Regions from separate parts of the Homo sapiens genome. Here region 2 is linked to region 1. A link is a loop called in an ENCODE intact Hi-C map of the cell type or tissue named here. Cell type or tissue: endothelial cell of umbilical vein. All regions are shown on one strand. Links, peaks and the distances in the headings refer to the core of each region. The heading gives the core; the rest is flanking DNA. Region 1 has its middle 29 kb from the start of MAGEB1. Region 2 has its middle 73 kb from the start of TASL.

Region 1 (5,392 bases), core at 235-5,234:
AGAGTCTGGAGAAGCTAAAAAAAAAAAGTTACAATGAGAGCGGAAGAAGCTGTGGCCCCAGCTGCTGCCCATATCAACAAATAAACCAGTGCAGCCACACAAACATGAGTGGGCTACATCAGGTATGAACTGACATAGACTGATATGGTTTGGCTGTGTCCCCACCCAAATCTCATCTTGAATTGTAGCTCCCATAATTCCCACGTGTCATGGGAGGAACCCGGTGAGAGGTAATTGAATTATGGTCTTTCCCATGCTGTTCTAGTGATAGTGGATAAGTCTCATGAGATATGATGGCTTTATAAAGGGGAGTTCCCCTACACAAGCTCTCTTGCCTTCCACCATGTAAGATGTGACTTCGCTCCACATTCACCTTCAGCCATGATTGTGAGGCCTCCCCAGCCATGTGGAACTGTGAGTCAATTAAATCTCCTTCCTTTATAAATTACCTACTGTTGGAGGGAATGTAAATTAGTCTTTTGTCTTTATTATAAAAGTCATAAATATTATAAAAACTGAAGCGAGGCAATATCTCACTGTGGTTTTGGTTAAAATAATATTCAGCTATAAAAAAGAATGGCATCCTGTCATTTGCCACAACATGGATGAACCTGGAGGACATTATGCCTATAATAAGCCAAGCACAAAAAAATAAATACTTCAAGATCTTACTCATATGTGGAATCTTAAAAAAAATCTATAAAGGAAATTAATACATCTTTATAAGCAGCGTGAGAACAGACTAATACATAGACCTTCGAGAGTAAACATGGATACTGCTTCACTTCAGTCTTGTATGTCTCACGCATGCCACACTTGCAGCCACAGCTAACTGAAAATATACAGGGAAGGGAATTCTGGAAAATGTAACTCAGCTTAGCCAAGTCGACCATGCATTACACAGCCACTACAATAGGTTTCGGGCAAATACAATAAAGGGTATGAGACTACATTCTTCTTAAACCTACCTCCACTGCAGAATTTTGTGGTGGAGACTATAATTTGCAGAGAAAAGATAAGCATGAGTCTAGCATAAAATTGCCACATTAAAGAGATGCTTAGGTAAAATTTCAATAAGCCAATCACAAAAAGTGTGTTTTATGGCAAATGGCAGTTTTAGGGTTTAAACCTTTCAAGGCAGTGAAAACTGACAGTGGTTCTTCTGAACAAAACAAGTTCTGATAGCTCAAAATGTTACAAATACAGATATCTCTTTGGTTATACTGGTTTCATTTTCTTGGGATATATCCCCAGTAGTGGGATTGCTGGTTCATATGGTAGTTCTATTTTTATATCTTTGAGGAACCTCCTTACTGGTTTCCATAATAGCTGTACTAATTTACATTCCTTCCAACAGTGTGTGAGGGTTCACTTTTTTCCACATCCTCAACAACACTTGTTATCTTTTCTCTTTGTTTAAAAAGTCATTCTAACTGGAGTGAGGCAATATCTACTGTGGTTTTGGAAGGGAAAAACACACACTGGGGTCTGTCGGGGGCAGGGGGTTATGGGGAGGGAGAGCATCAGGACAAATAGCTAATGTATGTCGGGCTTACTACCTAGGTGATGGGTTGATAGGTGCAGCAAACCACCACAGCACACGGTCACCTATGTAACAAACCTGCATGTTCTGCACATGTATTCCCGAACCTAAAATAAAATAAATTTTTTTAAAAAGAAAATAGATTTATTAGTTAACTTATAAAGAGATTAAAGAGCTTGAAACAAGTAAAAAAAATCTCACTGTGGTTTTGATTAAAATACTATTCAACTATAAACAAGAATGACATACTGTCATTTGCCACAACGTGGATGAACCTGGAGGACATTATGCCTGTAATAAGCCAAGCACAGAGAGACAAAGACTGCAAGATCTCACTCATATGTGGAACCTAAAAACATTAATCTCATAGGAGTAGAGAGTAGAATAGTGGTTACAGAGTCTGGGGAGAGAAGTGGTATAGAAACTAGGGAGAAGTTGGTCAATAGATACAAAGTTACAGTTAGATAGGAGGAATAAGTTCTGGTGCTCTATTACACAGTAGGGTGACTATAGTTAACATTAATGTATTGTATATTTCACAATAGCTAGAAGAGAAGATTTTGAATGTTCTCACCACAAATATTAGAGGTGATGGATATGCTAATTACCTTTATTTGGTCAATATATAATGTATACATGTATCGAAACAATACATCGTACCCTATACATATGTATAATTGTGTGTCAATTTAAAATAAAATAAAACTTTAAGAAATACCATTACACTCATATTCCCTTCTTTGCTGTTTCCCAAAGTTTATGTGCTACTTGTAAAGTAGTCATGACTCTGAATTTGGATTCTGGTGGCAATTCACAGAACAGTGGAAATATAATGGATCAGCATATCAGAGACCTGCGTTATAATACTACCTTTGTGATTCAATTTTGGGCTTCATCTTCATGCACTCTAAATAGTGGTTTGGATGGTCCTTAAGATCTTTTCCAATTATTCTATTATGATTTTGTGCCTTAGCACTTGGTATTCTTGGGGATACCATAGGAATCTTTCAGAATTCCACAATCCTACTTAGAGAATCTTGAAATCAGGAAGTAGATTGAATATTGGGAATATTTGGTTAGAAAAAGACAGCAACATTTCTCAATCTTACACAGCCAGATGGCAGTGTTGCTTCTTGAAAGATAATATCAGCGGTTTGTAGGTTTGGGGCTTGACCCTTAGCATTTATTTTATTATTTTACTGAATCCTATCTAGCTGCACCTATTTATCCCCAGTCATGTCAATGGAGCAGCAACAAGGCCTGATTCCTTACTTTTTTCAAGTTTCTTTACTCTTTTTTTTTTTCCTTGAACACATCTCTGATTCTCTGGAGGAATATTTGTCTAAAAGAAAGACTGTATGAGGAAGAATTAAAACAAAGTTCCTGGCTGTCCTTCCTGTGAAAAGACTCATTATCAGGGAAGCAATGGTAGTGTCTTTGCAACAGAGTCCATGGAAATGGATTTAAAATCTATAGCAAAATAATACAAAAAGCAGTTTAGTCCAATCCCTGTGACTGCAGGGTAATTAGTAAAATCCAGATTAATCAGAAACTTGCTAGGCAGCGGGGTGATTTGACTAACAGTCTGGGAAGGTACAAAATAACTGGGTAATGAAGTGGAACCAACTATAATGTGCAAGATTGCTCCTGGGATTGTACTGAAATCCATTATTTAGACAGGTGCTGTATCTTGTGGGCAAGAGATCTTTAAAGCTGGAAATATTGTATCTTTTCCATCTGATTCTGCTTTATGCCCCCATGAACCAAAGGTTGAAGGGCAGCATTAGAGAGGGGAAGGTTTTAGGAAAGTCTTTCCAGATCCAGTCTGGTACTTGTCATCAAAGATGGAGAATATATTACTCTAGGCCTTTGTCACACATCATCTTATCTGATTTTCATGAAATATAAACCCTGTTTGAAGCAAGAAGACCAGTTGTCATTTTCACTTTTTCATAAGTGATAAACCTGAGGCTCCAAGATGTGAAATACTGGATTTAAATGCAGATACTAACAGCATATAAAGACAATTTTTTTTTCAATAGTGATGCCTATGGGAGTTTCCAGGTATCTATACCCAGGCTGCAGCTGCAAAATCCTCTCTTCAATTTTGTTCAGGCAGAGTGGAAAAGTCCATGCACACATTATCGGGCAAATCATCAGCTTCACGGATGACATGAGGACATTTTTGTCCAGGTAAAGTTCTCAGAGATAAATAAGTGCAAACAACATCCACTGCTTATTAAAAATAAGAAATTTCACTCTAACAGGAAGAGTTAGCCTTAGGCATGAGGGAAGTAGGTGTCTGCCTATGTAGCAAGATTTAGGAAGCATCCAAATGACTTCTTCCTCTTCCTTGATACAAATTCAAATAAATCGCTATCCCTTCTATTGCCATTCTTCCAGGTGAGAATGGGTACATAGGACCAGAGGTAGAAGGTGTCATTCTTACAGCACAGCATAGACATGCTAGGTCAAGTAGATGGAATGGAACATTTGGCAAAAACAGAGAAGACAAAGAGACAGAAAGCAAATCTCCAGGCTTTGAGACTTGAAACACGAGCAGAGTCTAATTCAACTTCTCAATAAGGGATCAGCAAAGAGAAAAGCATCAATAACAACAACAGTAATAAAATTGATTCTTTAGAACTTGCAAAGCACTATGCCAGGTAGCATGAAGGAAAAAAATAAGAAAAACATTGTTCTTCCCTCAAGGAATTTGCATCTTACCTTGAGCTTACCTTACAGTTATTTAATAATTATTTAATCATAATTTTAAAAATTATATTATCTTGGACCGTACTGAAATGATGCATATATTTTCTTATTCTCTAACTGACCCATATATACAATCAGCACATGAAGGTGGGGTGGAACAGGTAAGAGTAATGCATTCCCTGAGAATTTAGATATAGGCATACCTTACTTTATTGTGTTTCACTTGAGAGATAACACATGTGCATATAAAACCACACCTAACTATCAAAGACAGTTCACTACAGAGGTGAAATGGCTGATCTCAGAGCAGAGACACGCCTGAGCCCAGTAAATACAAAAAGATGCTTTTTGCCTTTTTTCCTTAATGTTTATTTTGTGATTTGGGAATTTTTTTCTGAGGTTAGACTGCAATATTTTGGAAGAGGGTAGTAAGAGTTGAAAGATTTTTTTTAACTTAAAATCAAAATCAAAATACTCTCATTTTTCCAGTGTCCTAAACTACGAACTACATAACACAACTAGCAAGAATTCATTGAATGTCAGTCATGGGTGAGATGTCTTATATTTGTGTAGCATTTAAGAAATCACAAAAACACACATATGTTTCTGTTTTCTCATAATTTCTCATGTATTCTTATAATTTCCCTGTAAGGTAGGTAGGGCAGAACTTACTCTGGCAATTTATGGTTGAGACCCCACACTGTCAAAGACAAAGGCAATTTGACCACACTGACGCTTAATAGATGGTTCTGCCATCAAGGGCCCTTGCCCCTGTGGAAATAGAGACATACGCAAGTCCCACACATTTAGAGAAACAACAACAAAAAAATTGGGATGCAGTAAAATTAAAAAGCACTGGTCTATGAACCAGAAGATTTTGGTTGTGCCCCATTGGCACTGTTCACAATGAGTGAACCTGGAGAAGTTACTTGACTTCTTGGGATCCTATGTTTTCATTTGTAAAACAAGGCAACAGCTTGCTTCAAGAGGTTACAAAGAGGTTCAAATTAAATGTTATATGTGGATAGGCCTTAGAAACAGGAAAGTTCTACGTAAATGTGTGGCATTAAAAGGCAAAAGAGGACAAGATGTAATTACCCACACCTGTAATCCCAGAACTTTGGGAGGCTGAGG
Region 2 (5,392 bases), core at 285-5,284, 230 kb after region 1:
CATTCTACTTACACACTTGATTTGATCACATTATTTTGCAGGTGTCTCTACTTCAATTAATTGCATATTGGTGAAATGCATCATTTAAACTCAGTACAGAACTGAAGTATTCAAATGACAGTCTCTTCAGTATAATTATTCCACGTAAGTTGGAGTGCTGACAAAATGTTGTCCTTTATTTTTTTAAAATAATAGCTTCAAGTATATCCAAGATTACATAACATAAAAAATGTCAACAAGATATGACAAATATAAAATGAAAATGATGAGATTAAAACTTTACGTGTTTAATTTTTCTCCATAGATTCACAGCTAGTTTTTCTTATGAAGTCAGGTTACAAATTCCCAATGTCCTATACAGTTTTTTCAGGCTGATTTGAAGAACAAAGGAAAGTATCTTAAGAAAAGCCCCATAAAGACACGGTATTTTTGCTGATCAGTAAGCTAGATGTAGATCTGTAAAAAAAACACTGACTTTCTTTAATTGTTAAAGCAAAGAGAAGATGAAAGTTATTTGGTTGAACAAAGGAAATGCATAACTTATTCTACATACTGTATTTGAATACTAACTTGACTTTTTTTCTTATAATTTGATCTCTTACCTGAGTAGATATTGAAAATTAAATACCAGTATCCTTTCACTAAACTCAAAATGTGAAGAATGCCATCTTACTATTGGTTCATTCACTGACACAGCATCACACTGCTAAATTAATGTTTCATATAGTATCATAATAAGCAGTACTATTTATTGATCATTTACTCAGTGATGAGGCCTTTACATATAACATTGCTGTGGTAGACTGAATAATGGTTTTCCCATGTCCTGAACTTGTGAATGTTACTCTATGGCAGATTTGATTAAATAAGGGTTCTTGAGGTGGGGAGATTATCCTGGATTATCTGGGCAGATCCAATGCCATCAAAAGTGTCTTTATAAGAGAAAAGGTGATGCAAAAATGGAACTGGAGAAAGTTGAAGATGCCATGCTGTTGGCTTTGAAGATGGAGGAAGAAGAGGCCATGAGCCGCAGAAGGCAATGAATTCTCGTAGCTTTTAGAAGCTGAAAGAGGCAAAGAATGGGTTGTCCCTTAGATAAGCCTCCAGAAGGAACCAGCCCTGCCAGCATCTTGACTTTAGCCCGGTGAAACTGATTTTGGACTTCTGGCCTCCATGACTGTAAGAGAATGTATCTGTGTTGTTTCAAGCAACTAAATTTGTGGGAATTTGTTACAAAAGCAATAGGACACCAACACAATTTCTAATTTCAGAACTACTCTGGAAGGATGGTATTATTGCTATACAACTACACACACGTTTATCAGATGAAGAAAATGAGACAGGAAGAGAGATTAAAACAATAAATAACTAGGCAATGTACACAGCTACAGAATGATAGAGACAAGCTTGGCAGCTAGGTATGACTTGAAGTCCACAGACCATTCTCCTCTATCATACTGGCTAATATGAACTGTCAAGGCATATTTCACTGTGTATTGTCCTAAAAATTTCTTCTCCTGTTAATAAATAAAAAGAAGCATATCAAAGTGTCCTATTTACATGTATTTATTTTAAAGGGAAAGTATTTGTTCAAAACAATGGGCTGATTGAACCATATACTTGCAGGGTTCTAGTGTGTTTCCATAAGGAGGCTTTTATATTCCAAATGAAACTCTTCTATCCCTATAGATATGGGAAATATAATGCAGCTAGCAAGAATGGATTCTGGGCTGGGCACAGTGGCTCACGTCTGTAATCCCAGCATTTTGGGAGGTTGAGGTGGGCAGATCACTTGAGGTGAGGAGTTCAAGACCAGTTGGCCAACATGGTGAAACCCCATCTCTACTAAAAACACAAAAATTAGCTGGGCGTGGTGGTGCACGCCTGTGGTCCCAGCTACTCGGGAGGCTGAGGCGGGAGAATCACTTCAGCCCAGGAGGCTGAGGTTGCAGTGAGCCGAGATTGCACCACTGTACTCCAGCCTGGGCAACTGAGTGAGACTCCGTCTCAAGAAAAAAAAAAAAAAAAAAAAAAGGATTCTGCATGAAAACTCCATGGAGAGGAATTATAAACCAAAGAGTAGCTACTCCTAATGAAAGCATTGCAGAATTGGTAAGGAGCTTGGCCTCTGCCTGAAGGTTTAATATTTCTATGAAGGTGCTTTATAGTGGACGCGTGATACGCTCCTCATCTAGGTTTCACAGGAGTCTCTCCCTTGCCAGCTAAATTAAAATTCAAAAAGAATTTTCCAGAAATATATTACTTGCGGTTGCATTTTGTAATGTTTGAGAAGTGCTGAATTAAAAGATGTATTAATAAATCTTAGAAGCATAGAATGAAGCAAATAGTGAAAAAGTCAAATGTTTTATTTAATTATGATACATTTATCCAATGTGTATGGGTTCCCTTCAAAGCCCCTGGAAGATCCTGGATTCTGTGGGAGATTACTAGATATTTTGTGATTTGATCTTTATTCAAATGAAATCTTATAACTTCTTCTACCAGAAAGATTTTGACAATTTTAATGGATGCATTTCAGTAAGTTATTGAAACATCAGCATAGGAGGTAGTTTTAAACATTTGCAGAAAAGCATTTAGAGATTAGTCTGGTAAAATAGTGACATCTCGTGGCAAGAATTGGTAACAAAATCTCTAACGTTAGAAAAAAAATCAATGTAAGGAAGCCAAGTAAAATGGAAGGGGAAAAAAACACTAAATTTTTGTTCTTGTAGATAAAATGAATTGTTCTCATTTTAGCTTTTGGTTGTAAGAAAAAAATTCTGGGGTTTTGACTTATATGTTTCATACTAACAAAGACGAAAGAGTTTAATTTGGAAAATAAAAGCCCTCCTATGGAATAGACCAGGGTGCTGCAAATAATTTATTCCAACTCACTGTTTAGAACAAAAAATATTCTACCTTTGAAGTTCATGTAACAAGAGAAACTTTGATTTGTTTCTACTTTTTAAATAAAAATAGAGGAAACATGTTTTTCCCTTTAGTGCCCATAGCAGATGCTCTTGGAGATTTTGTCCATGTTTCCTCTGCTGACCCTTTGTGGCTCGGGTGGACTGAAATACATTGCATGCATTATGTCTGCCTGGGGTCTATCTCTGGCTGCAGAAATGAGTCCTGCCTGTGCTGGGCAGTCAGGAATACCTGGAAGTTAGCAACCCCATGAACCACTCAGAAGCAATGGGGCAAAGGGATAAATAAATGCCTCAGCTTCTTCCCCCACCCCCTTAGTGGGACCATTCTGAATTGTTTTCTACATGCTCTCTCAGGAGGACCTCAGCGGAACTAAACTCCAGCTGCCTACAACAGTAATTTGCACCTTTTATTGTCTTTCCTCTATTCCTAACTCCTTCTCTACGCTTCCTGGCGTCACTACCAAATAAACTATGTGCATTCAAATCATTGTCTCAGGGTCAGCTTTTGGAGAAATCCAAACCAAAACAACAACAACAAAAACAAACAAACACCCAGTGATGTACCCAAGCTGTATATACACACATGTAAATGTGTTTCAAAGAAAAAAAAAATGAGTTCTAAGCATTTTTACTAGTTTAATTAGCAACACATCAAAATGAAAAGAACAAAGACAAGTCTAGCCTATTTTGGTTTTATTGCAACAGTAAAGCCTTTTACAGCTGCTGGCAGCCCTGCTGCTATTCCTCTGGGGTCCTTCTCTTTATGAAAATGGAAGTTCAACATAGGGGAATTGCCTCAGTAAGGAAAGAGGGCATCTCTACTCCAGGGATTTTGTATCCATTCTAAAATCCCTGTAAGAAAACTTGAACTGGGTGCTGAGAGCTGGTTGAACCAATTAATTTACTAATTGGCTCAGGAATAATATATTAAGATTGCATACTTGAAGACCCAAGAATTAGAAATGTATCTTAGAAAATCTATTCATTCATTAGGAGTTGTCTTTTTTTTTTTTCTTTAACAGCCAATTTAAGCCAATTTAGTCAACTATTTTTCTTCACTTTCAAGGGCATGTGAGGGGCAGAGAGACCAGTGAGTATCTCAATATTTTACACAAAACAGATCCCAGCCCAGGAGGTAATATAAAAAAAGATGGGGGTGCGGCTAGTAAGCACTTTGACCATCAATCACACGTAAATTTCAACCTCTGGCCACAACTTTGCATCAAAAGTCAATTTATTCCGACCTGATGGCAATGGAGGGGCAAAAAAAGCTGTTTTATTTTGGCATGTGGAAAATTACAAAATAAATCTCAAATGTATTCACCTGAACTCTTGGTCACAAACAAGTCAAACATGCTAACTACAGCATGTGACTAATAGCACTTTATATACCAAGTGATGTTGGTAAAGTCATGTTTTTATTTTCCTTTAAAAGAAAACAATTTCCAAGCCAATTATTCATCTTCTCAAGTAGTAAATTTATGAAGTTTGGCGGTCATTAAACTAAAAAAAAAAAAGAAGAAGAATTGATGTGTCCCGAGTTTCAGAACAATAAATGCCTTTTTTAAAACTACCATATATTCTAAAACCAAATCCCCATCTTCAAATCTATGAGTGCATCCTATTTTATTAGATTTCAGAATACCAGAGTATCTTTCTCTCTGAAAGTATAATATTAATAGCGAGGCATTGTGCCTAATATTTTACATGTATGATTTCATTTAATGCCTATGACACTGTGGTACAGTTATTGTGATTACATACATTTTACAGACAAGAATGCTGAATATTTAGGAAAGTTGCCCAAATTCAAGTCTGTCTAACTGCAAACTCAAGCCCAACCAGGTATCACTGCATTATAAACAAACACAAAATCTCAATGGCATATCACTGAGAACATTTATTTCTTACATGTCTGCACATCAGCTGAACTACCTCAGTTCAATTATTCTTGGTTGAGCTCAGTTGAGTGGCTTCAAGCTGCAGGTTGAATCCACCTCTGCTCCACATGTCACTCAACCCCGTGGGATCAGCAGACTAGCTGGACCATGGTATTCTCGTGGTGATGACAGAAATGCAGAGGGTAAATGAAACACACAAGGTCTTATAAGGCTTAAGCTCAGATCTGACACAGTGTTACTTCCATCCACATCCCATTGGCCATAGCAAGTCAGGTAACCAAGCCCAAAGTTTAGGGGTAAGGAAGGAAGTATATTCCTCTTTTAGTGGAAGGACATGCAAAGTTACATAGCAAAGAGTGTGGATATAGGAAAGGATAAAATGTTGGAAACAAAAATTCAACATAACCCACTCACTATGTCAGTGGGCTTCCGTAGTGGCATAATCTTTCATAAATCATTTGAGATGTATGTGTCCACAGTGAGGAAAGGGATGGCTTAACATTCTGATATACTCTGGAATGCTGAAAGAATATTAAATCTGATCAATTAAGCAACAGAGGT

The links. Hi-C counts contacts between places; a loop is a spot of excess contacts. Peaks named below come from ENCODE experiments on the same cell type or tissue, not always from the same donor. Only the 100,000 strongest peaks of a DNase experiment are listed, where the experiment ranks them.
Region 2: a loop joins it to region 1, with 29 times the contacts of the local background. A loop is called at or near these places in 53 of 110 quality-filtered maps.

The regions. Positions count from the first base shown.
Region 1 is chrX:30,273,041-30,278,432 of GRCh38, forward strand. No RefSeq gene overlaps it. Among named protein-coding and RNA genes, the nearest start is that of MAGEB1, 29 kb to the left of the region's middle. In endothelial cell of umbilical vein, for the core only: no CTCF peak of the experiment used is centred there; no DNase peak of the experiment used is centred there.
Region 2 is chrX:30,501,895-30,507,286 of GRCh38, forward strand. No RefSeq gene overlaps it. Among named protein-coding and RNA genes, the nearest start is that of TASL, 73 kb to the right of the region's middle. In endothelial cell of umbilical vein, for the core only: no CTCF peak of the experiment used is centred there; a DNase peak (open chromatin) is centred at 2,587.